2 separate regions of the Homo sapiens genome follow, and region 1 is linked to region 2. The links are chromatin loops, found by intact Hi-C in ENCODE. Cell type or tissue: dorsolateral prefrontal cortex. All regions are shown on one strand. Links, peaks and the distances in the headings refer to the core of each region. The heading gives the core; the rest is flanking DNA.

Evidence for each region. Hi-C counts contacts between places; a loop is a spot of excess contacts. Peaks named below come from ENCODE experiments on the same cell type or tissue, not always from the same donor. Only the 100,000 strongest peaks of a DNase experiment are listed, where the experiment ranks them.
Region 1: it touches region 2 in a loop (2.4-fold over the local background); 25 of 110 quality-filtered maps call a loop at or near these places.

Annotation. Positions count from the first base shown.
Region 1 is chr20:21,514,511-21,530,643 of GRCh38, reverse strand. It overlaps BETALINC1 (Beta cell long intergenic noncoding RNA 1), which reads right to left and starts at 522. Exons shown (of 2, transcript XR_007067726.1): 1 at 419-522; 2 at 1-324. It also overlaps a transcript of NKX2-2 not described here. RefSeq lists enhancers at 8,941-9,755, 14,383-14,883. In dorsolateral prefrontal cortex, for the core only: CTCF peaks have their summits at 9,021 and 9,232; DNase peaks (open chromatin) are centred at 7,893, 8,643, 9,233 and 9,586; H3K4me3 peaks cover 3,403 bases; H3K27ac peaks cover 6,284 bases; H3K27me3 peaks cover 7,825 bases.
Region 2 is chr20:21,563,691-21,579,823 of GRCh38, reverse strand. LINC01727 (long intergenic non-protein coding RNA 1727) reads right to left here and starts at 9,800. Exons shown (of 4, transcript NR_109880.1): 1 at 9,576-9,800. RefSeq lists an enhancer at 5,072-5,572. In dorsolateral prefrontal cortex, for the core only: CTCF peaks have their summits at 7,325 and 7,526 (motif pointing right); a DNase peak (open chromatin) is centred at 7,653; H3K4me3 peaks cover 2,116 bases; H3K27ac peaks cover 417 bases; H3K27me3 peaks cover 1,176 bases.

The DNA.
Region 1 (16,133 bases), core at 4,923-12,922, 51 kb after region 2:
ACCCACTGTGTGAAAGGGAACATGGATAAATTTTTAAAGTTTTTGGAGCATCCTCAAAAGCACAAGATGGGAAGAGTAATCCACCACCACCCTCCATAAAACAAGAAAGAAGCATCTGCCGTGTCCTGCTCGAACGAACAGTACGGGATGTTCACCTGAACAGTCGGTCCCTGCAAATCCCGAGAGATGTCCTGCATATGCATCTTTTGGAGTCTATCAATATTGATGCTGTGTTTATGAACTGAGTCACCATCAACCAAGGTCTCTCTCGTCCCCTCCAGCCTGCCCTATGTAAACACTTCTGTGATTCGAAGTGTGCGGTTTCTGGAAAAACAATACATCTAATTTTCTCCTTGTTCACAGAAATCATCTGTTTCTGCCATAAGGGCCTGTGAGAGGTAGAAGATTGTCATCCTACCTTTTCCAAGTAAAAACCTTGGCCCTGCATACAAATGACCTTCCAGTTCTGCAGACGTGGACCAAGAGAAAAGGTGTGCTCAACATCTGGCCACAGACAACTCCACTGTTGTAACAATGAAGTGGTATTTCCCCCAGGATGGAAACACGTGCTCAGGAGAATAAACAAACCTCTGAATGCTATCTGTAACAGCTCCATCTGCTGGTTCCCAGATAATGTTACAGATCTGACAGGTGGTCATCGATCATATTGATCCAATAATAAACAGTGCGTTATAATAGAAGTTTTGTCGTTTTTCTTCTCAATTCATCCAGAACTGCTCCTGCCCCAGATACCAGCTAGCATACGCAAACAGCAACTGGGGAAGCTAAAATGGAGAACAAGGATAGCTTTGGAAGACAATCTAGCTCAATGGAGAACTCTCCAGAATAAAGAATATAATAAAGGAACAGTGGGGCCCTGTCTGTCCGTCTTTGAAGCATCAGACAATAGACCTTGCTGTCCTGTTCCTTGGGTTTTCCTCCCCTAAGGTGGAGGTAGTGATACTTGTAACTGGGGTCCAAGTGATGTTAAGAGGATTACAGTAATGAGGCCATGCTTGGTATGCTGTGAGCTCCTAAAAGTCTTGAGTCATATAAAGACAGAGGCCTTATAATTACATCTTTATATTCACTGGAAGTTATTATTAAGCCTAAAATCTCCCATTAATTCAGCGAGAATTAGATGTCTATCAGAGACGTACAGTTGGATATTGTAATATCCAAAGGAAGTATGTTTGGTGAAAAAAAAAGATGTGAAAGGGCCATAGTAGGCAGAGCTCAAATAGGCCAAGTTCATCATTGTTTCACTGGCAGGAAAAACAGATCCAGGAAACTTTCTTGTCTTTTTTATTTAATACATATATGCCCACTTTCCTAATGGGATTGCTATCCCAAATTATTTTCATCTGCTTAAAAGTCATATACCATCAAATCCCAGAGGCCCGCCACCGCACTGAACACCCAAACCCAAGGCGTTTGTACTCAGAGGCAGGCACTAGAATTGGACTAAATTTTGGCATCACGAGGGTACGATGGCTTGGAGCCTTTGGGCCTTCTGTGATCTTCATCATCCCCACCCTAAACTCATCCAAAGTGTCATGGGTTAAATTGTGCCCCCTCCTGTCCAGAAAGAGGTATGTTGGAGTCCTAATCTGCAGTACCTCAGAATATGACTTAATTTGAATATAGGGTCTTTACAAACATAATCAAGTTAAATTTAAGTCATTAGGGTGGTGCCTAATTCCAATATGACTGGCATCCTTGTAAAAAGAGAAACTTTAGAAGCATGGACAGATGGGTAGAGATACAGAGAGAAGATGGTCATCTACAAGGCAAGGAGAGAGGACCCAAACAGACCCTTCCTTCACTACCCTCAGAGGGAACCATGCTGCCAACCCCTTGACTTTGGACTTCTGGCCTCCAGAAATGGGAGATTATAAGATTCTGCTTTTTAAGCCACCCAGTTTGTGGTACTTGTTACTGCACCCCCAGCAAAAAAATACGTCCAGTAAACACACCGTTTACGTAAAAACAGTTCGCTTGTTAATGTATCAATTCAATCATTTTAGAACAAGTCTAGAGTCATTTCATTCCCTCTGTGGCAGGCAGAATGGCCATGCCATTTTCTCTGAAGTGAAATCCTTACAATATAAAAAGTTGATCTGCAAACAATTTTAAATGTTAAACCCAAGAAGATTTCTAAATTCTCAGATGAGCTCTAAATTGACAAGAGGAAAAAAAAAGGAAACTTTTCCTCATTGCCAAGTCCTTTATCAAGTTCACTTCCATGGTGCTTCCCATTGAAATTGAAAACTGTCAAAGAATCGCTGAGATTTATGATGAGTTGTTTCTATCCACAACAGAACATCAACACCAGTTAAAATTTGACAACCATAATCTAGATGACAATTTTGTGATTGGGTCTAAATGTAATTTTTTCTTCCCCTGCTGCTGTAATTGACCAGGCCTTATCTTTTACTTTATTGAGATATCAGCCATGATACCTTTTTTCCCAAAAGATCACCCAAAGCGTGTAAACTCACCAGGGTCAGGTAAATATTAACTTCTCAAAGAAAACCCTAGAGGGCTCAAAAGCAAACCTTGTAATTCAGCCGATGCATTGTGCATCACCTATGGAAAGCTGTTCAGGATGGGAAAAGTATAACTAAGTATAATTTCCTGCCTTCGCTCTCCCACTCCTAACATGTTAGACATGTCAGAGAGTCGGCGACCATGAATCCAGAATAATTCCATGAAATGCCAATCCACTCTCTCTGCACATCTTTTTCTAAGTGTTTTACTTCCAATATTTACATTTGCATGATGCCTTCGAGGAAAAACCTAGGCTCATTATTTATTCTCCATGTTGTACCTGCCAGAGCAATATGCCCTGCCTTGACATTCCCTTTCTCAGTGGGGTACTCATAACCCCCAAAGGGAGGAAGGACAAAGAAAAAGGAGGGGGCACTGACTGTGATCCATGCAGTGCAAGAGAGAAGGAGCTAACCTATGGTGAACCCACTGTGATGAGACAACTGCCCCACCCTCTAGACTGCCTTGAGCCTGGAGCCCTTCTAACCACAGGACTCAGTGCAATTCAGTCCTGTTCCAATCTAGGGGCTTTGCATCTGTAAGATAAATACATCACAAATACAAACCCTCCAACCAAAAACCAAAGGATCAGATTTACGTGTCAAATTTAATACTTCTCTAAACCAATATTACTGGAAAGTGACATGATTTTCCACTGCAAACCTCTAGTCTTCTGCTGCATCTTTTTACTGGAAAGCAATAACAGGATGCCTGAGTCAATCATTTATTTAGTCTTGAATGCCAGCAGCTGAGATAAATAGTGTCCCTCATTGCCACCAGTAGAATGGACTGAAGAGAAGGAAAACACTACAAGGGAAAACAAAATTAAAAGAAATGGAAATGGAGGAGAAAAACCAAGTACATGTAGAAAAAAACGGGAGAATTCAGACAATGAATGCTACAAGCCTCTAGGTGAAAAGTTGTTGGAGAATATGGGGATATTTACTCAGTGACAAAGAATATTGAAACAATGCCAAAGGTCACTTATCCCTCAGTGACTTCTCAATCACTTACTAATTCACATGAGATGATTTGGTGGTCACCACCTTAACCAAGTGATCAAACTTAGCCTGTCTAATAGAAGAACATGATTTGCCTCCTAATGAGATGCAATGTGACACACTACCTTGTGGCATTCTTCCCACAAATGTGTAGCATATGCCTCATCATGACTCCAGATCTGGCATCCAGTTTCCAGTTATGCAGGGGTAGAAGAACAAGGCAGATAACACCAGGAGAAAGCAATCTGGCAAATCCAGAATGTAGGGTGTTCTAAAAATGCCTTGGGTTCTAAAAAGTCAATGTCAGGGAGGGAGGAAGGAAAGGAGGGAGGGAGTAAGATAAGGAAGACTGTTGTAAATCAAAAGAGCATAAGGACATTAAAATATTTTGTAAACCAAATACAGTACATGAGCCTTGAATAAGTCCTGGATATGGAAAAAATAGACTGGCTATAAAAATACATTTTGTTTTTGGTAAAATGTGAGAAATGTAAATAAAGAATTAATATCACACAGTATTATGTAACTATTGTTAATTTTTAAGGTGTGGTAATGGTGTCGTGATTATATTGAAGAATTGTATTGTTAGGAGATGCCTGCTGAACTATTCCATGGGGAAGTTTCTGCAATCTTCATTCCAAATAGTTCAGCAAAATGAAAGTACACTTATATAGAGTGATAAAGTATATGTGGCAAAATACTAACAAATGTTGAATCCAGGTGGAAGATACCCAAATGTTCACTATTCTTTCAACTTTTCTGTGTGCTTGAAAATACTCAGAATAAAAATTGGGAAGATGGAAGACAACTTTCAGGATCACCTGTCTTCCCCCAGTGCCTCCCTCCCCTCCTAGCTTCTATCCCAGCACCTTCTAGCCCACATAAACAAGAGATGCATTGGCTTTTTAAACAGCTTTATTTTATTGAGATGTAATTCGTACACCATACAATTTACCCATTTAATGTGTACATTAATTTACCCATTTAATGTCTACTGAATATGGCTTTTAGTGTGTTCACAGATTTGTGCAACATCACCAAAATCAATCTCAGAGCATTTCTCTCACCCCAAAAAGAAACCTCACACCCCTCAGCCCTTACTCCCCAGCCCCCCAGCCCCTATCTCCCAAGTCTAGGCCACTGCTAGTCTGGTTTCTGTCTCTAGATGAATTTGATTGTTGCTTCTTGAAGATTTTATACATGTTGCCAAATTATTTGGCTGTGGCCAACTCTTTAACAAAACAATCTGTGTCCTGCAGTGTCTGTTATCCCAGTTCTCTGGTTCTCTGCAGGAGATAAGAAGGAACTGGTATTACTCTTGGCTTCTGAAAGCCCAAGAGCCTCATAAGACCATGACTCTTGCCTTCTGGCTCTGCTGCTGAAGGAACTGAAGGAAGAGCATCAAGTCTGCTGGAGAGCACATTCAAACTTTCACTTGCTGAGGGCACACGGAGAGGCATTGCCCATCTTCAGCTCCCCATTGTGCACTGGGATCTTTGCAGAAGTACATTGCTTCCTGAGAGCCCTTTGTGGTCTGGGGTTGGGGTACTTACTTCCTTCAGACTCCGTCTCAGCTCTCACCTCCATGGTGCCTCTCTGGAGGCCACACGTGAGGCTAAGGTAAGGTGTGAGCAAGGCACTTAGCTTCCTTAGTTGAATCAACTGCATAGCAGGGCCAACAGCTATAACAAGCAAAGAACTTCTCCATGAGAGGACCTTTGAATAACTCTTTTCAAGACAATTCCATTATATCCTAGTTCAAGTCAAAACACACTAGAGTATTTATTTCCGCTGACTATGTGTTGACTTGCAAGTGAGAACTGATCACTCCTAGAGGGGAACAACTGTAGCTGATGGTGCGTCTGCGGGGAGCTTCGTGGAGGAAGGTTTTTCCAGTGTGAAAAGTCAGTGAATTTTGAGTCCATGAGTAGGACAGGAATGTTTCTGAAGTAAGAATAGCATAAAAGATGGTGGAACTAAGAACAGCATGCAATCTGTTGAGGTTGGAGGATGTAGTGTATGAAGTTTAGCACCGGATTGCTGAATAAGGCCAAAGAGAAGAAACAGGAGTTGTATCTAAGCAGTCGTATTTCATTTATGCTTGCTCCCCACTGCATCTTCTTTGTCATGGATTTTTATTATCAGTTAACTAGTAGATGCCCTGCTACATTTGCTGGTTTAAAATGGGTTTTCCTAACTAGGGAATGATGTAAAGCCTGCCTTGATATACTCTTTGCTTCGTGTCTCTCAGTTTTCCACCCTGGGAGCACCAGACACTGACTTTCTAAGCTCCTTGTCTGCGTCTCAATCCTCTGCCTAGCACATATCTGTGGTACATGCAGGAAGAAAGCATGAGCTTCTTCACAGGGCACTTGTGAGACAAAGACACCCATTCCCACGAAGACTACAAATGTGAAGGCCTGCCTTCAAATCCCCTTGTCTAATTTTGGTCATGAAGCAATATTTTCACCCAAAGAAGCAATTGATCTGTAATCTCAGCGCTTCCACTTGGAGGTAATGTAAACCCAAAAATAGACCCTATAGTTTGGTTTTTAACCATAAATAAAGATGTAAAAATCCAAGAAAAAAGAGTGAAAAACAGTGTAATTTCCCAAGATCAACCACTCCTGTAGCCCTGAAGCTAGTCCCAGGTTTTTCTGCAGTTAACTAAAGCTTTCTAGGAGCTCATCTAAAGCCCAAGAGAGCAAACCCAGAGAGTCACTGTTCCTGCTCAGCACTTCAGGTTCAGAGGTTCATTTTATAGCTCTTTTTGCCCCTATCAAATGGGTCTCTCCTCCCCACCCCCAGCTCATGTTGGTTCTCCCCTTCTCTCCCACCCTCTTTCAACAGCATCATTTTTCCACCCTTAACAGCCACCTAAGGACAGTTATCTAGTGAACACAGACCTGGGGTAACTGGTAATAGTAAAGTGAAATGCTTATGTTTTTCCCTGCAGTAGGGCAACATTTTTCATCTCTTATTTTCCTTGGCCAGACGGAAGATGCCATTCAGGGAACCCCAGGTGTTTTGAAGATGAAAAGGAAGGTAGGGGGCCTGGCTCAGTGCTTATTAACCACAGAGAGAATTTGGTTCACTTCAAGAAATAGTAAAATAATGGCAATGGAGAGACAATGACTGTTAATGAATTCATGTGAGTAAAGTGCGAGGTGACCAGTTTGGGGACATGCAGTCCTAAGGCCGCCTTCTGAAGAAGGAAAGCAAAACGATTGTTTTCTATTAGAACAGAGTATTTACTTCCCTTTCCTGCAGCACCCAGGGCCACCGGATTCCATATTCCGAGGCCAGGGCTGCCTCTCCCAGTGCTCCGGCTGCCCCTCAAGTTAAATAAGGCAGGTGACATGCGACACTGGAGTCGACCACCGCCCGAGGCAAGAATAATTTCAGGTGCTCCCTCAGCCAGGTGAACTGCTCCGCTTCCCAAAATCCTTCCCTCAGGGCTCAGGAGACCCCACCCTCAAATCCCGCCCACCCACAGAGTTGGGCATCTCTAGCACACTACCCTTGCTGTGTCAGATCTAGGTCCCATGAAACGTATCAACTGCCTGGAAAATAAAACAGCCTCCCAGGGGCCCGTAATAAAAGGAAGCCAAGAGCAGGGGAAAGAGGAAAGCTACGGAAATAAACCCCAGAGACTGCCTTTAATCCTGGACAGGTGGCATTTTGGCACAAGCGCACTGAAATCACTTTCCTCCTGGGCTGCAGGGGTGAATCCCTTTCCCGGCAAGACCGACACCCCTCAACCTGGAGAGGAGATCGTGCTGGGGGAGGAGCCTGGAGCCGGGGCGAGAGGTCTGTGACCTCCCGCGAAGTCGTGCTATCGGCCTTGGATCCGCGTATCTAGTGTAAACGCGGTTTCACACATAAATAACGTGCCACATCTGGCCCTTTGGTTTTATGGCGTCTTAGCGACCGAGCAATTTATAGATGGCGACCTTGTTAACCAGCAGTCCGGGCTCGCCAGGAGCTGCGGAGTCCAAGGCACTGCTGGGGACGGAGGAGGGGCGAGGGTCAGGAGAAACCTGGGGTCCCAGATCTCCTGCTCAGAGGGGCGCAGGAGGGAGGGAATCTACCCGCGCGTTTGGGGGCAGGGGGCCGAGGCGGGGTGGAAGCCCCCTCCCCGCAAAGCCTACCATGTGGCAGCTGAAAGAGCCATCGAAGCCCAAGTGTGTTTGCGCTCATACCCAATTTATTACCGCTGAACATATGGCCAATATTTTGACTCACGTCAGTCCGGCAAGGAAAACAAACAGAGCGCGCGCGGCGCGGGGGAGCTGCCCCCTCCGCTGGGGCTGCGCGGTGGCCGCGGGGCCGGAGCTAGGAGGGTGGGGCCGCTGGGCCGGGAGCCTGGAGCCAGGAGCCCGGAGCCGGGAGGGGGAGCGCTCGCCGGCCGCGTCGAGCCGCCGCCCGACCGCCCGCGACTCCGCAGCCGCCCGCGACTCGGGATAAAGAGCGGCCGGGACCTGCGCGCTCGCCCAGCCGAGGCTCCAGCGGCGCAGTCGCGCTCCAGGTGAGCCTCCAGCTCGCACGCGTTTCCGGTGAACGCGGGATGGGGATGGCGCGGGGCACCCGGCGGAGCCCGGGAGCCGCAGCGGAGCCCGGCGGTGGCGATGGAGGAAGCCCGGCGTCGCCCTCGCTGCCAGGCGCTGACTGTCTGGTCCTCCTGCCACAGCCGCCCGGCGCGGGAACGCGCTCCGGGCACGGTCACCGCGGCCTGCCAGCAGAGAGGGGTCTCGGGGCACCGTCGTCGCCGCCGAGCGGCGCCGGAGCTCGGGTTCACGGCGGACCCCGGTTATGAGCCCCTCGCTCTCCCGGGTCCTGACTCGGCTCGATCCCCAAGCCGCGTAGTCCGGACGCAGCAGGTGGGCAAGTGCGGGCCTCCGAAGTTCTCCCCGACTTTGCGGATCACGGCAGGAGTGGCGAGCACTCGAGGACGGGCAGGGCCCCTCTGTCGCGCCTGCAGTCAGGAAAAGTTTTACCAGCCGCCGAGGCCAGGTGATCCCGCCGCTGCGCACTTTCCGGTGCGGTCAGGGAAAGCGGGACTGTCCCAGGGGCTGGGAAGGTGCGGGGCTGGGAGGCGGAGGAGGAGGGAGGGGCGCGGCACCCGCGGCGGTCCCCGCCTGCGGTCCCCTGAGCCCCGCCTGGTAGGGCGCGCGGTGGGGGAAGGGCGCAGAGCGAGGGGGGTCCGGGTAGGTGGAGTACTAGATAAAGACGCGCCTTGAAATGCGGCGGGGCTGTCGCCGCAGCTCCGGGAGTAGAAGGCGGAGCGGGCGCGCGGAGCGCCTGGCTAGCTCCCTCCCGATTGCCCGGGGCCGGTTGCGCCTCGGCTGGCGGGGCCGCGGTGAGGAAGGGGCGGCCGCTGCACCCACCTCCACCGGGTAAGTCGCCCCCTGTGCGTCGCAGGGAGCTCGGGATCGGGGATTGAAACAGAGGCAGAAGTCCCGAAGGTAATTTGGAGATGGCGCCCAGTGGAGACAGGGGCTTCTCCTCAGACGGAACTGGGACGTGAGGGGACGGTGGTGATGAGCACGAGGGCAAGTGGTGGGAGTCGCAGACAGGAGGAGCCGGGGCTGAGGGCCCGCGCAGTGGACTGAGGTCTCTGGAGAGGCGACTGAAGACTGGAGTTTGGGAGGCGAGTGTCGCCTGGGCCGCGCCCGGCGCCGGACAGTTCTCGTTTGTGTCAGTAGAGATCGCCAGAGGATCAGAAATGAACCTCGGTGGGGTCCTTGTCTCCGAGGGGCGCCCCCTCCGCCCCAACCTCCTCCCACAACACACACGCACACACTACCAGGAGGCCCTTTGGAGCTCCTCTGGCGCCTTCTCGACTTTAGTGGCTCTTGGGGGTGGAAAGGGGACGTTGCGTCTAGGGGAAGGTTGTGAACCTCTGGGGCTCACATTGGAGAGAGAGAGACAGAGCCCTAGGAACCCCCTCTCTGTGCCCGAGGGCCCAAGGGTGCATTCCCTGTCCTTCCCGGAACCAGCCCTTAGCTCCAGCTAAGAGCGTGCCTTCTCCGCGCCACCGACAACTACTTTTCACATCAGCCTGCCCGACCCAGCTTTAAGTGCTGAATGCAACCCGTTAGGAGAGCCGCTTGTTTTCCAAAGTCTTGTGGTAATGATTTTGTCACGTGTTAAGAAGTAAATTCAGATAAGAGAGTGCTTTCAGCGCGTGTTTCCTGGAGAAACCCAGATCTCCCGTATTGAAATCGCCCTCATCCGGGGAAGGTCGGGCTTGGCTGAAAGAACGTTCCTGAAGGCAACACTGACGATGCGTAATCTCATTGTAACATATTTAGTCATTAGAGCAGCGCGAACGAATAAAGCCAAGGAGTTCGCCCAGGGGGACGTGGCGTTTGGTTCCCCAATAAACCGGTGATAATGGATTGGCTGGGACAGGCTCGTTTGGCCCGAGGGGGGCTTAAAGCTAGGTTTTTAAAGAAAATATTGGAGAGAGGCCGGTTCCATTTTGTAGCGTGCCCGGAGCCACAGTTCGTGTTCAATTTAACATCCATGAAAGTTAAACGGCTTTCCTCGCCTTTTATTTTATTGGATGCATTTTTAAAGATCTCATTAAAGTGCATTTATCAAAGTCCTAACATATGCCCGCAGGGTCTTATGCCCACACAATGAAGCTGATTAATAGAAAGACAAATACTAATTTCTATTACTATTTACATCCTTGGGAGATATGTGCCCCTTTTGTGGTGGGAGGGAGGCAGATAATTGGGAAAGTGTTGTATATTTTGCCTTGAAAAAGAATAGGGAGAAGGGAGCTCACCTAGATGCCTTCCTCCTGCATCCACAGTTAATCGCAGGGGGACTCCAGGCTCTAGGTCCCAGGATCAGTTCTCTCCGTGGCATCAATGGGGTTCCCGCCACTCTGTAGGAACGGGGTGGGGATTTTCCCCCAGACACAGAATCTGAAAGTCTCTGGGCCTGGAGAACTTATCTACCCAACTCCTTCTTAGTTGACTTGGGAGGATTGTCCATCTGGGAGGCATCCACTCATTCTTCCCTTCCTGGGGCAATTTAAAGAGTTAATATAATATGGACCAAAGGAAAAAAAAAAACTCACCTTAGGCTTGAACCCAAAGCAGGCTGAGATTTCCTTTCTTTTCACACTAATGCCCACTTTCTCGTCCACCTGTCCAATGGCTGTGAGTCTCTCCTGCCAGAGATCTGCCGGGCACGGTCTGGCCTCTCCAAAGTTGCAGACTCACACAGCTTTAGGCCTCCCCAACCCAGAGACTCCACTCTGCCACCCCACAGACAGAAGGGATTTCCTATGACCCTGTTTCCTTCTCCGGGGGCAGAAGGTGAGGGCAATTGGAGCTGGGATGGATTTTCATTTTCTGGTTAGCAAAGGTCCCAGCACGGGGTAGTACTCCTGGGGTGCATTCCCCTATTTCTTTCATCCAGGACGTGAGAGCTGACACCTCTGCTTCCTGCAGCCCCTGCTCCCGCATTGGAAGTCGAAGCCAAAGTGGGGCTGTTTTGGAGATGCCATCCTTAAGGTGAACGTCTTTATCGCCACACTCAGGGACCAGATTGGGTGACATTTTCCTTCCCCATTGATTTCAAGTGCATGCCACGCTCTGAGTCTCCAACCCAAGATAAAATAAACCTTCCCCCTCCGACAAAACCTTTGTGTCCGCGCCGTTAATCCTTGCTGGAGCAGGAAGGTGCAACGCGCTTTGTTTCCGGAGTGAATGAAGACAAACGCTTGCACCTTGGCGCTAACCAGACAATAAACTAATCCACTTGAAGGTTGTTATCTGAGATGGGATGTGCGAGGGCCTGAGAGCTCAGCCACATACTGTACCAGGAAAGGAGTTTCTTTTCAACCCTTTTTCATTCCAAAAAAAAGACGAAGAAATGAAATGAAGTCAAACAAATTAGTGTTTCCAAATAAAGGGAAAAGACCTTGTGTGTTTAATGATTGGAAGCGCTTTTGTGGGTGGGGAGTGTGAGGTGTGCCGCCTAGGGCTGCTGAAGCTTTGGGCTCCTCAAGGTCGCCCCCTCTTTAGAGCAGGCCCCAAGACCCCACCCCTACCCCCGAAGACTTTCTCTGCCCTTTACTCCCCAGGAGGACAGGGGGCAGGTACCTGCACTGCAAGCTTTCACCACCGGCTTGAACGGGGAAGGATGCGAGCGCCGTCTCCAAAGAGGTGCCCAGAACAGGGATGGGGGGAGGGTCGGATGCCGTCCACGGAGCCCACTTCTTCCACAGGCACAAGAAAGGCTCCCCTCCGTAGGGTGTGCCGAGGCCTCGCCTGCTCTCCTGTATCTTCCTTTCTTGCCTGGTTTGCTGTTGTTTAGAGCGCACCCCCACAACAGGGGGCGTAAAGCTGAGGCGTGGGAGGGCAGAAGCCGGGAAAGCAGGGTGCCTCTGGGCGGCCCCCGTGCCCTGGAGCGCAGAAAAGGCGCTCGTGTTTGAGCTACCTGGGAAAGTAAACAGGTAAACACTGAGCCGACTTAGAGGGCCACTTGTCCTGGAGTGGGGCCACTTAGCCTGTGTACATTCGCCTCCCCTCCTGGGCCTCCGGCGATTGTTCAGCCTCCCCGCGCCCGCTCCAGCCGCCTGAACCCGAACTCAATTCGTTGCGGAACCCAGAGCAGCAGAGAGAGCGAGGCTCTCCTCTAGCTTCCAGGGGCACAGGTTCTCTTCCTCCCCTCTCCTGCCTTTCCCCCGGGCGTAGGACTCCCAATGCGTCCGTTCTCAACCTAGGAAGAATGAATAGAGCTAGAGATGTGTACGGAATCTGGAGCCCCAATGCTGATAATAAAGATCGAGTTGAGGGGTCCAGCTGTTCAGGTTACCCCAGCAGGGGCGCGCGGTGTTCGGGACGCTAAGGAGACACCAAGCAAATCTCCTCCGGCCCGGGGCATGCTGGGTTCAGAACTTCCAGCACCCAGCTCAACTTCCTCCCCAAGCATGCAGCAGAACGAGGCATCTTGCAGAGTGCCTACGAGGTCTCCAGACCACGGCAGCTGAGCCCAAAGCTCAAACCCAAACTTGACGGAACGGAGGACATTGAACTCGCTTGGGTGCAAGACGGTACCTGGAAAGAATTTACTAAAGAATGCCGAGTGGGGGAGACCAGGAGCTGAAACTGGTGCAGGCAGACGCTGACAGGGTGGGAGTGGTGGGCCCTTACTGAAGAACCCTCCGGAGGGGGAAGGGAGCGGGGCAGGGCCTCTCAGCCTGCGGGTGTGCGGGATCGCAGAGAACCAAAGCTCCTGGGCTCTAGAAGGCCTAGCTGTGGTACTCTCGGGGAGGCCTCTTGGGGAGTCCTCAGGATGCAATCACCTGTTTAATTGGGACAGAAAAGGTGCGTTTGGCGCCTGGCCCCTAGGCTCTTTGGGCGCAAGCCGGGCCCAAGAAATTGAGGAGACACTGGACTGTGCTCTGGGCACCGGACTTGCCCTGGCCGCCAGCTGGGCCTGCGCAGGCCTCCCGGCGTCCACAGGCCGCTCCTGGGGGACTTGCATTTTATGATCTTCCACTAACAAGCCCAGTTTCTCCCCTTCAATTACGGACCTCCCAGCGGTCTCCCAGCGCCTTTTCAATTGCAAATGTTAACGCTCTGGAAATGGACGCGGGAACCACACGGACGAGAAGTGATGGGGAAATGAGTCTCGAGGTCCCGGGAGAGGCTGAGTGCTGTGGACCCGGAAGCACCGATCGCGGAGGAGGCAAGGCCGAAGCTCTCTCCAATTCTCTCCCTCCCTGCCCAGCTGCCCCCAGGCCAGGGGAAATAAAAACTGGAAGACTCGCTGGGGTGAAAGTGTAGGAGGGGCCGGAGTCCAGGAGGCGTCCTGCGAGGGCAGGGGAAGTGGGCGCCTCAGGTGCTCCGACAAGAGGACACCGCAAGCTGAGACCCAGAAGGATTCGGCTGGTCATTGAGGCTAAGGGGCAGGCGCAAAGGCAAACCCGACCTTTGAGAACTGGGCTGAGGGCCTCCTTCTCTAGGCGCCTATGGCAGCACTCCCTCCCCGTGATTAATTCCAGGAGCCAGGATTCCCCTAGGAAAGCAATCCTCTCTCAGGCGCTCTGCGGACCTTGCAGGCTCCCACGGGTGAGGGGAGGGGACTTGATCAATAGCAGCGGTGCTGATTTAGATCCTGAGAAGAAAGGGTCACTATGCTGGGGAAGGGGGAGAGAAGTTGGGAACTACATGGAACTTCAGCGAGGTGGTTCCCAGCTGAAGAAATGAACACGCTTTGGGAGGCCTCTGCGGGCACTCCCCCACCTAAGAGGGCTCTGGGGATATGCGAGAAACGACACTTGCTGCCAAAGACCCCTTTGCCACCTGACCCAAGAATTTGCCTGGCCCAACCAGATCCTATTCTGGGTCCCCAACCTAGTGGCTGCCCTGGACCCCAAGACAGCCTCCACCCCCTTAGGACTGAGGAATAAGAGGAGGAACAAAAGGAGGGTCTTTGCTGCAACGCTTGGGTTGAGGAACTTTTTTTCTCTCCAGTTATTTATTTAGCAGCTGAGTAACAATAGCAGTGGCAGGCCCACTCCCGCCCCTGGATCCAAACTCGACGCTTCCCCGACTCCTGGAGAACCAACTTCCCTCCTCCGACGGGGCAGAGCGACGAGCTCCCACGTGAAAGGGCGGAGGAGGGGGGGCGCTGAGAAAGACAGAGACGGAAAGCGAGCAAAAAAAAAAAAAAAGCACGAAAAGTAATGGGTTCGAGGAAGACGATTCAAACAAGTTTCTAATTCTTCCAGGGGAAAAAAGGGGGGAAGGAGGGGGAGAAAGGAGAAAAGAAAAAGTAGGAGGAGAAAGAGGAATCGGGGAGCGTCGACATGAAGGGGTTTCCTTAATATTGTGGACGGATTCAGAAATGAATGAAGAGATAGTCCATTGAAAAGGGTTGAATGCCATGACAACTAGGAACAACCTTAGATTTATTCCAAACAGTTAGGACACATTGAAAGAGAGCGTCAATCATGTATTATTTCGCCACTGAAATAAATGCAAAAACCGAGCCGGGACAAAGGCTTCCAACGGGAGCGGGACATTTGTCTACATTTCGCTCATTGTCCGCAGCTTAGCAATCGGTTTGTATTTGTGTTTGCCCGGGTCCGACCACCCAGGACGCGCCGACGAGGGGCTTGCTCTAACCTGGGCCATTGTCACCCACGTCACATACTGGGGGCGAGGCAGCTAGGGCTGCAGAAAGCCGCCGAGCGGCTCGGGGAGAGGTGCCCTCACCCAGCGCTGGCAACCCGGGGGCAGCTGGGGCGCGGCGGCGTCCGCTGCAGCTGCGCGCGAGGAGGACCCGGTGCCCGCGCGCTCAGCTTGGCCCGCGCGGAGGAGCCCAGGTTGTGGGAAGACTAGACCTGGACCCCGCAGGGGTGGCCTTCTGTGCCCCTCCCCGCCCCCAGACAAAGCTCCTTCCTGACACTCCTCTGGGGCGAACGAGCATCAGGTAGCCAATCTACACCCCTGCACCCCCCCCCCAAAAAAGTTTTAACTAGAAGAAGGGGTGGCAAATGCGGCGTGGTCTTTTCCAACCCCAGCGCCGAGGAGGAAGTGCAAGTCCCGGGAAAGTTCAGTTCCCAGAGCCGAGAGTGGCTGGAAACTTCACACTAACCTGACTTAACCTGGAAACGTGGAGCGCGTACTCCGAACGCACCCAAGGCGTCCAAAAAGAGACCACACTAAAGAACTCGCGTGGGAGAAGAAAACTGGGGAGAAAACGAGGCATCGTCGGGCCACCCAGCGACCCCCCTCCCCCGCAGCTTTCTGGGTCTTCACCCAGGCTGGAGACACAACCCCCACCCCCACCCCCGCAATCCCGCCCCGCCGCCTTCCCGCTGCTCCACCTCTAGCCAGAGGCTGGAGAGGGAGGGGGCCGGAGAGGGAGGGATAATAGAGGGCAGGAAAGAGCAGGGCCGTCTGCCCTTTCCTCCACCCGGGGAAAGAGGCCCGCAGAGCCCAGAGGCAGCAGGGCCAGGGTCCGACCCCAGACGAAGTTGGAGCTCCTCACTCTTACCCCGCCCTCCCCGGGACCGCCCGCAAAGCAGAAAGTGAACTGCGCGTCCTCCTTGGCCGCAGAGAGGTGGAGGCGGGGGGTTGGGGGTGGGAGGTGGGGGGAGGCGGAGTGAAGGAAATAAATGAGTCTTTAGCAAATAAAGGGCGGCTGGAAGGGGGCGGGTCGCTTGGTGGTGGCTCTGGCCGGCCCGGAGCGGAGCTCTCTCCTGGGTTTTGGGCTCTCTCGCGGTTAACTGGAATCAATTACTTGCCTTGTCATTTCTAGCACTCATCCTTAAGCCTCAACCAAAATATTGACCTAGGAGGCTTACAGAAGTTGGGCTCTTGCCATTTGAACCGGATCTTGTTTAGGCAACCACCAACGATGGAAAGGAGAGATTTCCGCAGCTCGGCCTTCGCCCCCTCCCCCTTTTCCAAAGGCGCCACAAATCGCCAATTTTCCGGCTTGCCGGGGGTGGGCGCGCGGGGGCGGGGAGGTAGGAACCGGTGAATGTTAAAGAGGATTTTTTCCCTCCTCCTGGTTTCTGTTTTGTTTTCTCCCCTCCTCCTCCCC
Region 2 (16,133 bases), core at 3,302-11,301:
CTTCACTAGCTTAGGGATCTCCGTCTCCTCCCCTGTAAAATGGGGGCAAGAACCACTCCTGCCTCTCCCAATCACTGAAAGGGTTACACGAATGAGGTCCTGCACACATAAAACCTCTAGGCCCATACTGGGTCTATAGTAACCAGAAAACACAGATTGTTATTTTCCAAAAATACAAAGCTTAAGTGCAATTCATGCACAAGGATGCACTGTTGTCACTCAGAAGACACTTTATAATGTCGAGAGAGCGGCGGTGCTCGTCTTTTGAAATCTGTTTTGCTCTCTACTCACATTTCAAGCTGCATAAAAAGTGTCCTTTCTGGTATCCCTGGTGCCTTAGGTCATGTTGCTCGTCCACATAAAAGCCCATTCGAGAATCATTATCACCCAAGCAGCTTCCAGATTGGCGGCTTATCACTTCTGAAGGGTCCCAAGGCGGCCATGGAGAAGTGCCCCAAAGCCTTGTTTGCTTCCTTGGGCCAAAGGTCCACCTGTGGTAATTAGCGAGATTGGTCCTGGACCAGACTCAGCTGGTGTAGCCACAAGACCAAATGATGCCCTTCAACATGCTGCATGGAAAAAGTGTCTCTCTGATTATCTGCTCCCAGATCTGAAAAGCTACCTTCTGTGAGCTCAGTGGAAAACTCCAATTCATTAACTGATTTCAACAGAAAAAGACAATCTCAAAAGGCTTGTTGACAACCACTGTAGCCATGGTGTAACCTTAACCTTATCTTTCATTATTCCGCTTTTATGAGGAAAAGAAAAAAAGGCGTTTGTTTTCATGGACATAACCTCACAGAAAGCTTTCATACACAAGATGCACAAGATGAAAAAAATACACTTATTGGAGAACGCTCGATATATTTGAAAGTGCTAGGAACATCTTCATTCTCTCTGTAGAAGTCACATTTCCTTTAGGATTGTGTAGCCTCAGATATAAAAATGTTGTTAATTCAATTCATGTGAACCCTTATAATATCCCACTGAAGGTAGACTTTATAACTGACTGCAGCTCAACCCTGCTCTCAATATAGACAAGACTCACCCACGTAGCAGAACTTTCTTCAAACAGAAATATGAGGCAGACAATGTTAATGGGTCCAAGCAACAACACATGGAATGGACAGGCAGTGGGCAAGGGGGTCACCTGCACCTGCCGTCAGCCCCTCACCTGTATCCCAGCTGACCAGGCACCTAGGAACATAGCAGCTCATGTTTATTATGCCTATTTCATTTGGCTTGCACAATGGTTAGGGATTTTTGAATTTTTAGTTAGCTGCTTATATTTTTAAATCCTGACATTTCTGATTAAAAAAAAAAAAAACCTGGATTTCCAGCTTTCTCATGAAATATCAGGAACTCTGACAAAATGGAGTCCCAGAGGTAGCACTAAGGGAAGACATAGGAAGCCCTAGACACCCCAGTGCCCTTCAGCACCCCAAATTCACCCTCCAAATAAACAGAAAATCTCAGTCTGCAACCCCCTCTTCCAGAGACATCCCTGGCCACACTCACACAGATGCCACTATGGGCCCCTCCCAAGAAAAATTGATGAGGCCCCAACCCCTACCAAGCTTGCAGGAGGAAAGGAGCTGCAGCCTCCTTTGGACAAGGCCAGTGACCTCTGTTCCACCTGAGTCACCACCAGACCCTGGCACTGCCCACCTGACCCCTGGGAGGAATCACTTTTGAGACCTGGACCACGATGAATGAACAAACTGGAAAAGGACATTGTTTTTAAATGGCAATTAACTCAAGATGCAAACAACCCTTATTATTTGTGGACTCCATATTTGCAAATTCAGCTAGTCGATAAAATTTATTTGTTATCCCAAAATCAATATTCCCAGCAATTTCCTGGTCATTCAAAGACACTGGCAGAGTGGAGAGAAATTTGAGTCATCCAGTGCTAAGGAAGAACAAGATGACATCCTACTTTCTGGTTCCAGTTCTCATACTTGTTTGCAGTCAAACAAGCATCCTTTTTGTGGTCTATTTAGTGCCGTGATTTTCACATTTTTGTGGGGTTTCTTTGGTGATTTCACATTTATAATGGCCCTAGGCATCGTGCTACAGTGCTGGCTAGAGTTCCCAGGCACGAGAGGCTGTGAGGTGCCTTACAGAGGAAATCCATGTGCTAGAAAAGCTTCCTTCAGGCCTGAGTCACACCATTGCTGGTCCTGAGTTCAGTGCTAATGGATTCACACTATACCACCAACAAGGCATCTGTCAACAGAAACATACATAGAATGATGTTATGTACCGATCAGCTGACAAAACATGACCAGAGGCCAGCAGGAATCTAACCCTATGCTTCTCCTAGGAGCAACGATTCAGCGTCTACTAGTTCAGTGTTCGTGGCAGCTTTATAGAACACAACTATCATGAGTGATGAGGCTTTAAGTCATTGCTGCCACAGGGGGCCACCAAGAAAGGGTTTACAACAGAAGTGATTTCTCTATGTGGTTTCAGGGGTGCCAAGTTGCGGGGAGGATTCAATGAAAGGGTTAAGAGGAATGAACTGTTTCTTTTGACTCTGGGTACAGAAAGGAGCAGAAGTACCCCCTGGTCCCAGCCTTGGGGTCAACTTTGAGGCTGCCCTGCCCTTTGACTAGGGCCTCCTTTTCCCCTTCCTACCTATGCCAGGCCCTGTTTTGCTGTGTCTGGAACCCAGTGCAGAGCCCACCTCCCCGTGACTGGTGTTCCCTCCTTCCATGGATGGAGTCTGAAGAACCAGGTCTTTGCACCTACAGGAAGCCCCCAGATCAGAGCTGCCAGGGAAGTTCTGTGTCTGCAGAAGGGAGAGGCGCAGGAGTGAATAGATTGTTTTTTATGTCTTCAGGCTTTTTCAGCTTTCTCTTTTTAAAAGAGACTAACTCTGCATATAAAATGCATTATCTCTGTATACCTGCTAGCAAACAGCCTTCCTTAAACAAATCAACCTATCCAGGGCTAGAGTATACAGCTGCCCAGCCTGGGAACTGCACAATCCCAGGGAGGAAGAATGCTTTTCACATCAGAGTTTATATGCAGCACAGAGTCCTGACAGAGTGGGATATACTGTGAAGCTACATCTTCCATTGCATAATGTTCTCCTTTGGGAACGTGAATCTAAGTATCTGCCTTCCCCACCCAAGTCAGTGGGAAGTGGTTTCATTGGCCACCAGATTTCACAGATAATAAAATGGGAGTGTTTTCCCTTTCCTCCAGAAATACTTTTTATCACCAAGTCACCACCTTACTCCAACGTTTCTGGAACTCACTACTGTTTTTGTTGGTTTCCAAGCAGCAGCTGGAGACCTCCCTGGACCAACCAGCAGCTGGATGCAAACCCAACTCAGGTTAGAGCTTAACTCCAGCAAGCACAGCGCTGCCTCCTACAAGCCCCCACATAGCATTTGCCTCCAAAACTAGTTAGGCAGGATCCCATAGGCCTCCCTGTAACAATATCTCCATAGGAAGGAAGGAAGGAAGGAAGGAAGGAAGGAAGGAAGGAAGGAAGGAAGGAAGGAAGGAAGGAAGGAAGGAAGGAAGGAAGGTATCTGCCCCAAAGCTGTTCTTGACCTTTTTTTGAGTGACTTCACTTTATTTTAAGCTTTATGCAGAAAGTGCAATTGTATTAATATTTGTATCTTGCTATTTCATATTCACTGCAATTCAATGTGTAAAAGCTGCCACAGTGACACTAAGTGGTAAAGAGTTAGTGGTCTTCCCATCCACTAAGTGCATGGAACCAGAACAGAGCAGGGGCCTGAGCCCCACCGCCTGAGGCCAAGTTTCCATCCTTCTATGGACTTCTCTTCTCCCGTTTTTCTCATCATTAAAAGAGAGAGTGACCATGCCTATTTAAGAGGAAGGTTATAGAGATTAAGTGACATTATTCAACCTGTCTCAAGGGGCCACTGGGGAAAGTTTTCTATCTGTAATAATGGTGTTTCAGTAACCTCACAAGCTAAGAAAACCATCAATGTGGACAGATGAATCCTGAATTCATAAACAGCACCTTCCAGGTAGCAGGAAGGCAGGTGAAAGCTAGCTTCCCTCCAGGAACTCTTTGCTCATCCCACCTCTTTAATTAAATTCTTGGGCCAAGTGTAGTGGCTCAGGCCTATAACCCTAACACTTTGGGATACCAAGGCAGGAGGATCTCCTGAGGCTAAGAGTTTGGGACCAGCCTGGGCAACATAGTGAAGCCCCTGTCTTTACAAAATATTTTTTAAATTAACTAGGCAACTTAGGAGGCTGAGGCAGGAGGATTGCTTGAGCCCAGGCATTCGAGGCTGCAGTAAGCTATGATGGCACCACTGCACTCCAGCCTGGAAAATGCCTGAGCTATCTAGGTTATTAACCACCAACCAAAGGCTGAAATCCAATAGGTCTTTAGTTCTCTTTCTTTATTTCCCTCCAAAATGTGATGCAGCTTTTTCCCTGGGGCGCTGGAAGAAGCTAGGGCAGACAGATAACAGCAGTTGAAGGTGGAGATGCTGAAAAGCATGCTTGGCGTGGATGGAAATTTGGCCTCAGGCAGTGGGAATCAGGGAAGACCATTAACTCTTTACCACTTAGTGTCCCTGTGGTAACTTTTACATATTAAATTGCAGTGAATATGAAATAGCAAGATACAAATATTGATAAGATTGTACTTTCTTCATAAAACTTAAAATAACATTAAATCACTCCAAAAATTGTCAAGAACAGCTTTGGGCAGATTGCATTTTCTCTTTCTTCTTCTGTTAATTTTGCATGTTAATTTTCTTCTTAACTGTTTAACATGTGCTGCTATTTGATGATACAATTTTCAAGAGCAATGAGAGGCTGGGAAATGTTTCCTGGTGTGGCCACCACCTAGGAAGACAGTTGGTGCCACAAGAGCTTGTGTAGGGGAAGTTCATGGGCCCGAGGGTTGACCTGCTGGAGCGGGCAGCCGTGCACCCATGCCGGACTCAAGGAGGGCATCACACATGGAGGGGGCAACACAGGCCAGGATGTAAAGCTGGAAAAGTGCAGGGCATGTCCGGGGGCGTCCAGCTCAAGTGGCTGTTTGAGAATTGCTTGTGCTATCGGACGGAGAGGTCACGCACATTGGACGCGAGAGGATCGTGGGTCACAGTCTGGGAACCAGAGCACCAGAGCCCAAGGAGGGAGGACCACAACACCCAGGCCCCTTACCACGCTTATTCCAGCAAGGTAAAGTCCCTCTGGAATGGCTCATGCACCCGGCTTGTGGACAGGAGTGGGATGGCGTGGCTGAGACGGAGATAGGAGGGAAGCAAGGGGAATGGGAAGACAGCTGCCTTGGAGGCCACTCCCAAAGGAAGGAGAGCAGGATGAGAAAACCCCAAATCCACGTAATGCCCTAAAGTGCACTGGGGTCAGCTAAGGCGATGCAGATTGAGGAAGAGGCTCCGAGTCAGTAAGACCAGCACCTAAAATTCCTCTAAAGAAAGGCACTAAAACTCCAGGGCCCCTCATCAGTGTTTGAAAAGATATTTGGCTGCACTTATACTTTAACATGTCCCATAACGTGCCCTGAGATACCATTTTTCACTTATCCAGTTGGCAAATAACATAACGCTCAGTGACTCCGGTGCTGGTAGAGGTGAAGCAGAACACACAAGGGTACAAACTGGCAAGGCTTCCACAGACGGCAACTTGCAGTTCTTTTTAAAAAACCCTCTGAGACAGGAATTCCACTACCAGGACTGTATCCTACATGTGTCCCCACACATGCACATAATGACAGTTGTACAAGGCTACTCATTGTGGCACTGTTGTCATAGCAAAGATTGGAACCAACCAAGATGTCCTTCAGGTGCGGACTGCTTAAATAAATAACACCTCATCCACATAATGGAATGCCAGGCAGAGAGAATGAAGAAATCTGTTTCTTCCTAATGACATAATCTCCCATTATTTAATGAAGAAAAGGGGCAGGCTATGTATGTCAGGTACAATTATTGGTGGTTTTTGAAGGGAAAATGAGAAAGAGAAAGAAACTTTTTTTTTTCTTTTTGCTTATGCATGTACTATCTGTGGAAGGATACAGAAGACGCTGATTACTTTAGTTGGCTCTGCTGGGGAGAACGGAGCGGCTGGAAGACAGAAGAATAAGGAAGATGAGATCTAACACCTTTCTGTTGTTGTCGAATTTTGAACCAGATAGAAGTTTTATCTATTTTCTAAATAAATACAAAAACAAAAACCCCAGGCCCTGAATACAGCTTTAGGTGAAAACGGTGTTCCCAATTCCCACTCCTCACCCATACCCAGCCTCCTATCTCCCTCTCAGCCACGCCATCCCACACTTCCCACTCCTCATCCATATCCAGCCTCCTATCTCCCTCTCAGCCACGCCATCCCACACTTCCCACTCCTCATCCATACCCAGCCTCCTATCTCCCTCTCAGCCACGCCATCCCACTCCTGTCCAGCCTTTTCCTTCCATTCCAATTTTATAAAACTTCCCTTCACCTCACTCCTTTGGCGGGATGATTTTTAACACTTCACAGTTTTACAAGCTTTTGCATTTCAGATTTGAGTCTCTGACTTAAATGAAAAGCTGGAAGTGTTTCTTATAGAAAAACTCACATATATGTACAAAGTATTCTTGCAATGGAAGAAAAATGAAAGGCATCTAAATGTCCATCTGTAGGGGAGAAAAATCAAACAAATCAGATTATTTCCACACTGCACAACAGCATGCAGCGGTAAAACAGTCAGATCACTTTGTGTTTAAAAACCTCAGGCCGGGTGTGTGGCTCACACCTGTAATTCAAGCACTTTGGGAGGCCAAGACAGGAGGATTGCTTGAACCCAGTAGTTCAAGACTAGCCTGAGCATCGCAGGGAGATCCTGTCTCTACAAAAAATTAGCCAGGCATGGCAACTTGCACCTGTAGTCCTAGCTACTTCGGAGGCTCAGGTGGGGGGATCCCTTGAGCCCAGGAGTTCGGGGCTGCAGTGAACTGTGCCATTGCACTCCAGCCTGGGCAACAGAGCAAGACCCTGTCTCAAAAATAAATAAATAAAAATAAAAATAAACCTTATACAATATATTTTCAGACTTTATATAGTACATAAAAATATATTATCAATATAAGCATAAACTTTATATAAACATATTGTATAAAGCATAGAATTAAATGTATTATATTTTTATATATTTATATAAAGTTTTAAAATATTTTTACATTTGTAAATATAAAATATATACACATATATGCCATACAAAATATATTTTATGCTTATTTATAAGTCATACACTTCATATGTGCACATGTAATGTATATTTCTACATGTCTACATCTCTGTGTAACATATAGAAACGAATATATAATATACATATATATCATTTGTAAATGCATAGGAAAGGAATGTAAATGTTCTCTAGGGGTGTAGTAAGATCGGGATGATAAAAGGAAATGCAGGAAAGCTTGAGATTGTTACTGTATGAACCTGCATGGGCTTGTGTGATGTTTTTAAACAATAAAAATTATTAACCATCTTTTGGTGCCTGGCATGACAAGTATCTGCCACTAGAGGGCACTGGAGATCGCTAAATATTTCCCAGGATTATCTTTGAGGGAGGGGGCGCGGGTGCAGGGGATTTGAAGGAAGCCCCTTTACCTCTTTATAAGGGTCCCTTTTTCACGCTGGGGGACTGGGCCCTGAACCTGAACTTTCAGTGAGGGTAAAGCTTGGCTGGAAGCCCGCAACCCTTCTCTCTCCACTCCCTCAAATAGGCCCCTGCAGCCATTTGGGGTGGGAGTCCTTTATCCAGCCCACCCCATTTTGCCCACCAGTTTCGCCCACCAGCCCTGGTCTGCGGGACGCTGCTCCGGTGTGGAAGGTGGAACTGGCATCGAGTGCATTTCAGTGAGCTCACCTTCACTCCTTATTCCACATGGGTGTTCAACGGGGAGCCCTGAGACATTGGAAGGGGCCGTTTGTGATTGCTCAATTATAGTGGAGACATCTTCGCATTTGGGGGAGGAAGAGGGAAGCTAGAATTTCTGAAATGCTCAAAATTCAGCCTGAAATGCATGTCGGTGAACAACCAGTTGCTAATTACCTACCCTAGGCCCTAACTCTCTGACACGTAATCATAGAGCATTATCGCCTGGTTTAGTATGAGCGGAATATGCAGGAACCCAGAGTCAGTCAACGTGTGTTGTTGTGCCTAGAAATTTACTGAGCGTTTTTCACCAGTATGGAAAACCACGGCACCATGACGCCAAGCCGGTAGTGTCTGAGTCACTGGTCCTGTGCTCCAGGCTTGGCCTGGCTCTGGGGTTGTCGGGATCACATTCTTACAAGACAAACACCTGGATACTTTATTACGTCTTCTAGAGAGCTTGTGCCCAAGCATTTACCTATCGAATATGTGTGTGTGTGTGTGTGTGTGTGTGTGTGTGTGTGTTTACCAAAAGTTACCTTTTTCAACTTCTCTTTTGTTTCTCCTTTATATTACAGAAAGAACTTTTTGTAATGATGCATGTAAGTAGATTATACAATCTGTGAATTTCATTTCAAGATAGGACAGGAAGCGTTACAAAATATTCGTGGTCTCCAAAGTGATTCTGACACCTCATGATGACTAAGACCTTTGGTTGCCGTTGCCTCAAATAATTTCCTCCTAGAGCAGCAGTTCTTCACCTCGGCTACACATTGAACTATGTGGGAAGCTATTAAAAATACAGATGCCTGAACCCCACAGCCTTCATTATCTTGTGAGCATCTGGGCCAAGTTCAGTGCTGGTGCTCTTGTTCAGATGGATGTAGCTGGTGGTGCAGAGATCCATGAGCTTGCTTTTATGGGACTTTCTGCTGTTGTTGATCTGGGATGCAGTCAGGATACTAGGGCTTTTTTAAAGCTCCCCAGTTGACTCTAATGCAGCCAAATTTGAGAACCATTCTCTGCTCAATACCTTCAAAAATGGAAAACTAACAACCTCTCACTCAGTGCCACCCCAGGTATGACGTGCAGAACAGCAGCATCAGCATACCTGGGAGCTTGTTAGAAATTCAGAGTTTAGGATCTATCTCAGACCAGCTAAATCCAGATCTTGGGAAGTGGGGCCCAGGTACTTGTATTCCACTCCACGCCTCCACAACATTGGCTTACTTTTAATTTAGCTTTAAATTACAATTTTAAAATGGAATTAACCAGAAGGCAAGGGTATACGGGAAATTTTTTTTAACACTTCTCATGTAAACTCAAGTCTTTTATTCCTTTTTCAGGGGTAAAGCAGGCTTTTCCATTTACAAGGTTATTCATGAGTTGCAAAAATTCCCTCCCTTCCTCCATGCTTTTGTAATTCCTACATTCCGCCATTTAGTCTTGGTGGCCACAATCAAACAGAAATCATGAGGGCCCTTTCCTCTTGCATCCGTAGTGGCAACCTTTGCAGCAGACAGTAACTGCTCCAGATCTGTCAAATAAACGCAAGTATCTGTATTTCTAAATCACCTCTCAGTAATACTTTTGCATACTGGAGTTTTCACTTTGGCATGCCCTAATCCTTACACAAGCACGAATTCCTCTAAATCCCAGCCTGAATTTGTTTAACTTACCAGAGAAGGCTTGCCCATTGAAGATTGGTTCTTCAGCCACTGCTTTTCATTCTCATACCAAACAAGTGCATTTTTAAGAACTCGCGAGAGTCTTGCTACTCTTCAACAGAGAAAGTCATCTCCAAATTAATCCACAGTCAGGAGCACCTCGTGCTGCTTTTATATATCATTAAAGTCCTGTAAAAGCAAGCTCACGGATCTCTGCACCACCAGCTAAATCTATCTGAACGAGAGCACCAGCCCTGAACTTGGCCCAGATGCTCACAAGATGATGAAGGGCACCCCTCCTCCAGCCTGTTCTTGTCCTCTCTCCCAGGGAGGCTTAGTCCTTTGGCACAAAAGCAGTGGTGGCCATTCATTCCTTGCCCTAGTGAAGCCAACTTCCTCCACATTCATTCTGCCCATCAGCATCTGATGCCCCCACAATGGCAAACACTGCAGGGGACCAAAGTCTGACTCCAAAAGGAGGCAGAATGCCAGGTCTTCTGCAGTGATGCCCTCGAATGGCCATCTCTCACTGCCTGGGATTAGCCTACATTGAGATCAATGATTAGCAGGTAACTTGTGAAGCCGACTCCTAAAAGTCCCATTCCTCCATCTTAGCTCATTTGGGAAAACAGTTTTTCCAACACTTCTTACGTAAATTCAAATGTTAGATTCTTTTTTTGGATTTCACAAATAGGACTAATAATTGATCCACTCATGTAAATATGAATACAGTGAATTGCATATAGTAGGCACTGGATTATTTGTTAAAGTGTTGAATTAGGCCAGACACAGTGGCTCGCACCTGTAATCCCAGCACTTTGGGAGGCCAAGGAGGGCAGATCACTTGAGGTCAGGAATTCAAAACCAGCTTGGCCAACATGGCGAAACACTGTCTCTACTAAAAATAGAAAAAAAAAAAATCGCTAGGCGTGGTGGTGGCACACATCTGTAATTCCAGCTACTAGGGAGACTGAGGCATGAGAATCTCTTGAACCCAGGAGGCAGAGGTTGCAGTGAGCCGAGATCGCACCACTGCACTCCAGCCTGGGTGACAGACTCAGACTCTATCTCAAAAAAGAAAAAATGTTGAATTAATACATGTATGTGAATACACTATATGTATGTGTACATGTGCATCTATCTATATAGCTGTATCTCCATCTGTATGTTCATTGATCTATGTGTCTGTATATCTACAGATAGACTGCCCCACCTGACCCAACAACCAGTCCAATAAATGAGCCCTTATTCTGCACTGCCAACCAGACTTCACAGCATTCCTAACATGTTTCACTGAGTCCTCACACAAAGCCAAGAAATAGGTATTATTCCTGAGGTCTCATAAAACCATCTGAGAAATGTGTAGCAGAGAATCAAAGCCATGTATGGCAAAAAATAAAAAATTAAAAAAAAAAGGCACTGGTGCAAAGATTTCCAGAAGTACTGGAGGAGCCATGGGCCACCTGAGAACTATGGACTTCACAAGATCAGATGCAAGGGAGAGAAATTACCTGGTGTAGGGGAGGATTAGACCTTGGCCACCTGGATTCAGTTTCCAGTTTGCCAGGGCCTCAGCAAATTCTTCCTTTTGTGCACCTGTTTCCTGGTAAACTTCCTGCAGAAGCAGAGAAGCTGGTAGGGCTTGGAGGAAACTGAAAAACAGGGACAATGAAAACAGTCCTTTGTATGACACATTTGGCCCTTGTCAAGAAATACAAACGGGGAACCTAGCTTAGGAAAAGCAAGACGTCTTCATTCATTTCCTCAAGGAAGTGGCCCTTGCCTATGACTGCTACGAGTCAGTTTCCAAAAAGCTCAATATTAAGCTCTGATTGCTCCCTAGCAGAAATGGCTGCTTTCATTTATTCTTGCCCATCTGGCACAAAAGCAATATGCAGAGCTCAAAAGAGGTACGCAGAGGTGGCCCGGTAAACACTGGCCTCCATTTCATTTCAGTGGGGGTGGGTCATGGTTCTGCGGGAACAAACGCTGAATCCTTGCTCCGGGTGCATGAAAGGCCGCATCCAATTTTGCCTCCCGTTGCTTTCCCAGTATCCAGCATGCCTGGCCCCACAATAGATGCTCAATAAACACTTGAGTGAATAAATTATTAACATATAATCATGAACGTTGTTACCAAATATTAAACACCTTTTATAGACCAAGCTCAGGGCAAATTGATTTACATATCATTGTTTCATTTACTCCTCCTGACATCTGAAGGAGGTAGAGGGACCATGGTAGATAAGGACGTTGAGAGGTCAGAGGAGTAAAGAGATTGGCACAGGATTGCACAGCCTGTCCTCAGCGCCAAAATTCATACAGAGACAGTCTGACTCCAAAGCCTGTTTTGAGGAAGGTTTTGTCATGTAATTTTGTAATGTATTATGTAGTTTTTATAAAATTGTAATTTATGTGATTTTTATCTATTTGTCATTTTAAATTTTTTAATTATGTGGTTGCAATTTTACATGATTATAACTTATTACAATTGAAATTTTATGTAATTGTGTAAATTTTAATGTAATTTGGAAGATGGCCCTTTTTAGGTAATGAAGTTGCATATGTATAAATTTCACAAAATATTTAAGTGAGAAATAACTCCAATCTTTTAGACTGTCTTTCAGAAAATGGAAGAAAGTATATTCTTCAACTCATTTTTGAGACTAGTGTAGACTTGAAACCTTAATTCGTAGTGGAAGGGAGATGACAGATGAATATCATGTATGACCGTAGATGCAAAAATTCTAAACAACAGAAAAAGTCAGTCTGAATCCAGGGATATGAAATAGAAGGATACTTCATTACTAAATTTAGTTTATCTCAAAGACACAAAGCTGACTTAATGTTAAAAAAATCAATCAATATAATTCATCACACTGAGAATATAAAGCAAAAACGTGATTGTTTCACAGATCCAAAAATCAAGTATAAGGTGTAACATTCATTTATTATTTAAAATAAATACTATCAACAAACTAGAAAAAGAAGGGGACTTATTAATGTGATATTGTTTACCTACAATAAATCTTCAGCAAACATCTAACTTAATAATGAAATATTAAATACTTTCCTCTGGAAATCATGATGAGGACAAAGATGCCCATAATAACCACTTCCCTTCAACATTTAGAGTAGAGGTTTCAGCCAATAGAGTAAGACAAGAAAAATATACTAAAATGCACAAAGATTTAAAAAGGAAAGAGCAAAAGTATTCTTATTTTGAAGATAATGATTGAATACATAGAAAACTGACAGAATAAGATATTAGAAACTGTGAGTTTTACAAGGCTACTCATTACACAACAATCGACTACATTTCTCTGTGTTAGTAACAAATGGCTAGAATATTAATTTAAAAGAAAAATATATCATTTACATTTGTGTTGAAAGGAATATCAAGTACCTAGGAATAAATCTAACAAAACATTTCGAGACCTCTATGCAGAAAACTGTAAATTTTTATTAAGGAAGACCTAAATAAATGAGAAGCAACACCATATTCATGCACTGAAGGGCTCAATGTCATAAAAATACCAATCCTACATGAACTTGGTGTATAGATTTACTGATCCCAACTGAAATCCCAACAAGCAGATTCTAAAATGTATATGGAAATGAAAAGACCAAAAGTGGTTAAGCTATTCCTGAAGAACAAAGAAGAGAGTGGATTTGCTCTGCCCAGTATCAACTTAAAATAACACTACATTAATTAAAGCAGCCTAGTGTTTGTACAAGGACAGATAATAGATTAATGGAATAGGATAGAGTGTTCTTAAAGAGATCCAGATATATATGGACACTTGATTTATGGCAAAGATAAAATTGAAGGAGGATAGAGAAAAAACTATTTTAAAAATGTATGTGGCTGGGACAATTGAGTATCCACAAGGAAAACATGAAATGAGGCCCCTACCTCAAACCATATACAAAATTCAATTCCAGGTGGAGTATATGTGAAAACCAAGTTGAAAAGACCAAGAAAAAAAAGCTTTTAGAAGGTTAAAGAAAACTGATAAATTCGAGTACATTAAATATAAGAATTTTGTTAATCGAAAGACAACATTAAGAGAGCGAGAAGGCAAGCCACAGAGTGGGAGAAAATATTAGGGGAACATAAAACTGACAGAGAGCTCAAACTACATAAAGAATGTCTATAAATCAGTAAGGAATAAACAAAACATAGAAAAATGGGCCCCCAAAACCCTGATATGCGTTTCAAAAAAGGGAATCCAAATAGCCAACAGACATATGAAGGATGCCCAACCCTGTTAGTAACCAAGGAAAGGTAACTAACATAGTGTTCCTATTAGCCCAGATCTGGAACAACTCCAATGTTCATGAACTGTAGAATGGATAAATAAATGGAGGCATAGTCATACAATACAATACCATACAAACAATAAAAATAAATAAACTTCCCAGGCACGGTGGCTCATGCCTGAGTAGCTGGGATTACAGGTGTGCACCACCACGCCTGGCTAATTTTGTATTTTTAGTAGAGAAGGGATTTCACCATGTTGGTCAGGCTGGTCTTGAACTCCTGACTTCAAGTGATCCACCCACCTCAGCCTCCCAAAGTGCTGGGATTACAGGCATGAGCCACTGTGCCTGGCCTATTTCCACCTTCTTAATGTAAGGATTTTTGAGATTCATGAGCAGCCCTCATCAAATACCTGTGGATTCTTTTAGCAGTGGGATTTATGTGTTGTAGAAAAAACAGTAATAGCTAATATCAAGCCCTCTTCTAAGTGCTTTAATTGTTTTAATTCATTTAATCCTCATAACCACCTTGCGAGTCAGTGATCTACCAAGGGCAGGTCACTGGGGCATTGTCTGTAGAAAAGTTAACAATAATAGTAATCCTGATAAAACTTTTCTGCTTTTTATTATCATGGTCCAGCAATTCTTAAAGAGATCAGGAATAAAATCCTCCTCTCTAGAAAAAAAATATTTTGTTGATCAAAGGTCTAAATAATTCATGATGATTACTGATAAGTTATAATCTTATATAAATAAATGTAAGTTTCAAAATAGCATCTTTTTATTACAGATCCTTTAATAAACATTGCATCCTATTCAGAAGTTAATTCAGAGAATTCTCAGTTCTACAGCCGGCACCTGACTCATGTGGACTCAGGCTGTTTCAAAAGTGGGTTTCTATGGCTGTGTTGTCTGAGCTGCCTTTCCTTCAGGTGCAATCACAAGACAAGCCCTGGGATGCTGCAGATTCACCATGAATGGTGGATTCCAAATAAAAAATGATAGCAGGATGCCTAGAGAGGTGAAGATGCAAACTTTGAGTTATTTCAGTTCTGTCTCCATGGGACCACGTGGAGTTTTTATTTGTGTTTAAAATTCCAAATGACAAAACAGAATGCAAACTATGAGATGACTAATTTAATATGAAACGGGCAAAATTGAGTTCGGATCTGAAAAAACGGTACCGCATTTGAATAGTATCTTTAAAATTAAAATGTAAACCAGACGTTCCCCTTCCCCCTCGTAGCGCTCTGGCTCTGCAGGAGCCTCTGCACGGAGCAGAGAGCCTGGACATTGCACTCCTGATGCCCCTGGACGCACACCCGCGGGCACTGTCCCAGACCTCATGGGGCACAGGCAGTACTTGCCTACCGGGCAGTGTTTTGTGCCAGTGAACTCAAGGGGAAGTAACTTAAATAAACACTGACCATGGCTAAAATGTCTCGGTGTGAGAACAGGAGGTCAGAGTCCAACAGGGCACATGGTGAAGTGCAGCCGGCCGGAAACCTGGGGCAGAGCCTGGGTCTATTTTCTGGCACTCAGCCCTGGAAAGACTCCATTAGACCAGAGTCCCTGAGGGACAAGCACCCTGTCCTTCTTACACATTATCCCCTGCCATTCGCACAGGTGTTTCCCCCCAGATCATCTCATTCCACAGGTTCCCCTCTATTGACCCCGCCACCTCCCACCCATCCAGCTCCCCAAGCTTGAAATGCTGGTCTTCAGCATCTCCACACTAAAACAGTCGCTCTCTCCTCAAAGTCGCTTGAGTCTCTTATTTCCTTCCTTTTTTTTCCCAGTGGGAATACCCAGGAAAGGCCTCCACTGCCTGCCATCTGGGCTCTCCAGCCCCTTTCTTGGGTTCCCAATGTCATCTCTGCCCTGAGCCTCTCCTGCATTTCACACTTCGTTTAGTCACACGTCTGCTTCAGGGGCTGACTTCCTGCCTGAATTAAGCCAAATCCAAAACTTTTCTGGATTCAGTCAACTCCTGCATACTCTCTCCATCATGTACCCTCAGTCCTAGCCAGCTCGCCAATGTCATTTCTTCCTCTTTTCCACCTGAGATCCTTCCTCCACATAGACTTTCACAATTCTCCACAAAACTGAGCCCATCAAAAGCAACAGATATTCTGGTGGGTCGGGCACCGTGGCTCATGCCTGTAATCCCGGCACTTTGTGAGGCTGAGGCAGGTGGATCACTTGATATCAGGAGTTCGAGACCAGCATGGCCAACATGGTGAAACCCCATCTTTACTAAAAATACAAAAATTAGCTGGGCATGTTGGCGTGCACCTGTAGTCCCAG